Linked DNA regions of Homo sapiens: region 1 is linked to region 2. The links are chromatin loops, found by intact Hi-C in ENCODE. Cell type or tissue: MCF 10A. All regions are shown on one strand.

Region 1 (2,500 bases), 340 kb before region 2:
GGTGACACTCGGGGAAAACATTTGAAGTATTTGAAGGCAGTCTTCTCTTGCTAGTTTTGAGTCAGGACACCTAAGGAACAATGATGTAATACACATGTAAACATGTTGCTTTTCATTTGTTGTCTTTTGTTGAGTTTCACTGGTCATTAACAATGAGCTAGATAAGCTACAGAGTCTGCAGCTCTGGGTAGATAGAAGATTCTGCCCTTGGAAGTGGTCGTTGTCCATCACTCCTAAAAATCACACTGAATAAAGGCAGCTCCATGTGTCCTGGGAAAGGCACAGGCTCTCTGGACGCTTACCTATCCTTTGTTTGTTTGTTTGTTTTGTTTTTACTTATAGTGGCCTTTGGTTTATCATTCATCTCTTTTGCTTTCTTAAACAGAATATGGTGCACCTGAAGATTGGGAACTCAAAACACAGCAACCACTTATGCTGAAAAACCAGCTACTAAGTAAGAATCTCAGATTCAAATAGTTTATTTGTATTTGAGTGCTTAGGTGCTGAAACAGTTAGTGTGTTTCTCTTAAGTGTGTACCTCTTAAGTACCTAAGTAAATGCCTTGAGTTTTAAATGAAAATTTTTTTTTTTTTTTTTGAGACAGAGTCTCCCTCTGTCTCCCAGGCTGGAGTGCAGTGGTGTGATCTCAGCTCATTGCAACCTCCGCCTCCCAGGTTCTAAGCGATTCTCCTGCCTCAGCCTCTGGAGTAGCTGGGACTACAGGCATACACAACCATGCCCGGCTAATTTTTTTTAATCGAGACGGAGTTTTGCTCTTGTTGCCCAGACTGGAGTGCAGTGGCACGATCTTGGCTCACCGCAACCTCCGCCTCCCGGGTTCAAGCGATTTTCGTGCCTTAGCCTCCCGAGTAGCTGGGATTACAGGCATGCGCCACCACACCCAGTTAATTTTGTATTTTTAGTAGAGATGGGGTTTCACCATGTTGGCCAGGCTGGTCTCAAACTCCTGACCTCAGGAGATCCACCCGCCTCGGCCTCCCAAAGTGCTAGGATTAGCGGCATGAGCTACCGCGCCCTGTCAAAGAAATGAATTCTTTAAAACATGTTTAAATTCTTATACATTTTTGTAACTCCTATGTTTTAAACTCATTTAATAGTGTTATAAATGTGGGAGGTATTGGAGTTGTGAACCAAATTGTGATTTGTGAATTTATGACTTGAAAACCTAGCCAAGCTGTAAGGAAAGAAGTACTAAGTGGGGAAAAGGGAAAGTATTGTCCAGCTATTTCTGTTGTTGTTAGCAATCCATGGAAGGATTAATAGAAAGAATTTTAAACATTGATTAGACCTGCCAATTTGCACTGAATACCTCTATCATTTGGCCATCTGTTGATGTGTGTGGATAATTTAAATCCATATAATAGTAGATATCAATTAGTCTTTTTCTTTGTTTCTCTTAAAGCACTGAAGATAAAATACCCTCATCAACTTGATCAGAAAGTCCTGGAGAAACAACTGCCGGGTAAGAAGAACCAGCCTGTCTTTTCCTTAAACTCTGAATCATCGGCCTAGGTATGAGTCAGCTAAAATTAAAACCTTTAACTCATGTCTCAAAGTGTGGACCTCAGAACTTACAGGTTTTCATTAGTCTTTTATATTCTAAAATACAATCAATCATGCTAATATCACTCCCCCATGCCCCCAAAAGTTCAGGTCTCCCCTAACTTTATCAGCTGAAAGCAGTTCTGTTAAAATTGGAAGCCCCTGCATATAATTACACACACACACACACACACATATATATATACACACACACACACAATTTTTTTTGAGACAGGGCCTCACTCTGTCACCCAGGTTGGAATGCAGTGGCACCAACTCAGCTCACGGCAGCCTCTGCTTCCTGGGCCCAAGCAATTCTCCAGCCTCAGCCTCCACGTAGCTGGGACTACACGTGCGAGCCACCAACGCCCAGCTAATTTTTGTATTTTTTGTAGAGATGGGTTTTCGCCATGTTGCCCAGGCTGGTCTCGAATTCCTGAGCTCAAAGCCATCCTCCTGCCTCAGCCTCCCAGTGTTGGAATTAATTACAGGCATGAGCCACTGCAGTTGGCCTAAGTTGTATTTTTAACCAAAAAACCTGAGACCTTGAATGGCATAGCCTTTTGGAAGCATTCCCCAAGCCTGCTGCTGTTTCCAGGGAGACTGTGACACTGGGTTTGGGGTCTGCTTCTCATCCCTTCATAAGAGAGGAGCTGTGTCCTGGTGAACCAAATTCTTACGGGAGGTTTGTGACTTTGCTTACATTCTACTTCTCCTGACTGATTAGGAGTCCCTGCAAAAACAATTCGCAGATGCTCTTTTAATGGACACCCTGAAATGGTTTTCTTTGAGAAAGCTACCTTAGAACTTAAAAAAATTGTGGTACTGGAACTGAATTACTTTTATTTGGAAAATAAATATGCTTGTGTCAATAAAGTAGATCAACATAACTTACCTTAAACTTTCACTCAAAAGAAAAATGAAATTATAGTCTATT
Region 2 (2,500 bases):
AAAACTCTTCTTGGGATGATAAACAATGGCCAATCATGCAAAATGTTTTATTGCTATCAGATGACAAACTTGTTTTTCTTGGAAGCATAAAATCCAAAGTAACATCAGGCTTCCTACATTAAAAACAAAACAAAGTTAAAGCAATGACTTTAGGAAGTCTAGTACTAAGTATTTTTAAAGTATGAATATTTAACAATGGGGAATTCTTTTTTTTTTTTTTTGGAGACAGAGTCTCGCTCTGTTGCCCAGGTTGGCACGATCTCAGCTCACTGCAAGCTCCGCCTCCTGGGTTCACACCATTCTCCTGCCTCAGCCTCCCAAGTAGCTGGGATTACAGGTGCCCGCCACCAGGCCTGGTTAATTTTTTGTATTTTTTTTTTAGTAAAGACGGGGTTTCACTGTGTTAGCCAGGATGGTCTCTATCTCCTGACCTCATGATCCACCCGCCTTGGCCTCCCAAAGTGCTGGGATTACAGGTGTGAGCCACCACACCCGGCCTACAATGGGGAATTCTTGAACAATTTTCTTGGGTCATTATCAGCTGGCACTGGGGCAAGAGAGGAGGGCTAATTGTTTGTCTCTTGGTCAAAGGTGCTGCAGAAAGAGGGGAGCCAAAGAGAGATACCTGATGATCCCACGGCAGGCCATGGGAAATGTGACTAAACATTTGCTGCAAGTTTTCTTTGCCATTTGACTTCTGTATATGCACCTTCCTGGTTTACAGATATAAACCAACCACCTCCCCTTAATTTTGCCAAGAAGTCTCCCATCTTGACAAACAATTCCAAAAACTGGAATCCATGACATTCCAAAAATGTTATGTCATCTATGAGGCCTTTGAAAACTAATCAGTAAAAACATAACTTCTTCAAAATTTCTGTCTAGCCATTGAAATGCCAATACTTTCTGCATTTTCTGTTTTCTTAATGCTAAGTGATTATGCAGCTTTTGATTAGTCTCTTTTGCTTCATGGATAACGGTGAAGGAATGCTTACAAAAGACAGTACTGGAAAAGGCAAAATAAGGCTTTCTCACAGAAAGACACACAAAGCAGGGAGGACTTCATCAACTAGTGAAACCACAGAGCTCTACCCCTAATTTAGGAATGTTTTAAACTCCATTTTAAGATAATGAGAGTAATCTATGAAGGCAAAGTCTAAATAAAATTTGTAAGATGAAGACAGGATAAGCTAACACGGGTAGCTCTTAATGAGAAATTCAACTTTGTGTATATTTATTTTAAAAGTTTTGCCTAAGGCTCTCTGTTTCACATATAACATATAAACTTAACTATTTTAATGTTTTTTTTTTTAATAAAGGAAAGATGTGGGATACATTCAATGACATACTTCTCCTTGACCAAATAAATGGCTGTGACTGAAACTCTATTGCCATCTAGTGGCATTATGACTTAAAATAGTTTTAAATTTTTTATTTTAAAAAATAGTTTTTCAATGAGAACATACGGACACAGGGAGGGGAACATCACACACCGGGGCCTGTCGGCGGGTGTTGGGGCAAGGGGAGGAAGAGTATCAGGACAAATACCTAATGCACGTGGGGCTTAAAACCTAGATGACGGGTTGATGGGTGCAGCAAACCACCATGGCACATGTATACCTATGTAACAAACCTGCACGTTCTGCACATGTATCCCAGAACTAAAGTAAAATAAAAATATAACAATGAAATAAAAATAAAATAGTGTTTTTAAGGGTGAAAGAAAACCTATTGCAGGATGAATGCAAAATGAATTAAACAAATATTAAGTATCTACTATGTGCCATATATTTCTGCCATATTTGTAAGCTGTTAATAACAACTAATAGAAAGTATTAACTCATTTTCAGTACTGTTACCTTATTTTAAAAGGCCTCTTCAAATGTATTCTTTTAGAAATTCTTTTTTTTTTTCTTTTAAATTGAGACAGGGTCTCGCTCTGTCACCCAGGCTGAAGTGCAGGGGTGCAATCATGGCTCACTGTAGCCTTGACTTACTGGGCTCAGGTGATCCTCCTGCCTCAGTGTCCCGAATAGCTGGGACTACAGCTACGCATTACCATGCCCAGCTAATTTTTTTATTTTTAGTGGAGACAGGGATTTTCCATGTTGCCCAGGTTGGTCTTGAATTCCCGTGCTCAAGCAATCCTTCTGCCTCGGCCTATCAAAGTGCTGGGATTACAGGCATGAAGCACCATGCCTGGCCTAGAAATTATTCTATAGCTTATAAAGTGACAAAGATACTAGAGAACCAAGTTTAAGTCAACAGAATAAAATATTTGTCCTTGGTCACTTGCTCTGTTAACCAATGAAATTAACTTGTGCCAAATGGCAAACAATTCTCTCAAAGGAGTATAGCTGTAAGTTGGTGGGTAAAAAAACAGAGTGATATGTGAATCAAGTGACCATGCTTACTAATTTCAGACTGTCCACAATAAAAATCTAATCTCTCATTCTGAACATTTCTAATAGTTTATGGTTCCTCTACCTGTCAGCTGACA

The links. Peaks named below come from ENCODE experiments on the same cell type or tissue, not always from the same donor. Only the 100,000 strongest peaks of a DNase experiment are listed, where the experiment ranks them.
Region 1: it touches region 2 in a loop (13-fold over the local background); 2 of 110 quality-filtered maps call a loop at or near these places.

The regions. Positions count from the first base shown.
Region 1 is chr1:235,441,429-235,443,928 of GRCh38, forward strand. It overlaps TBCE (tubulin folding cofactor E), which reads left to right. Exons shown (of 17, transcript NM_003193.5): 14 at 386-454; 15 at 1,424-1,483. It also overlaps a transcript of B3GALNT2 not described here. Among named protein-coding and RNA genes, the nearest start is that of B3GALNT2, 62 kb to the right of the region's middle. RefSeq lists an enhancer at 803-2,002. In MCF 10A, no CTCF peak of the experiment used is centred here; a DNase peak (open chromatin) is centred at 1,533.
Region 2 is chr1:235,781,975-235,784,474 of GRCh38, forward strand. LYST (lysosomal trafficking regulator) reads right to left here. Exons shown (of 53, transcript NM_000081.4): 15 at 1-113. Among named protein-coding and RNA genes, the nearest start is that of MIR1537, 70 kb to the right of the region's middle. In MCF 10A, a CTCF peak has its summit at 1,383 (motif pointing left); a DNase peak (open chromatin) is centred at 1,387.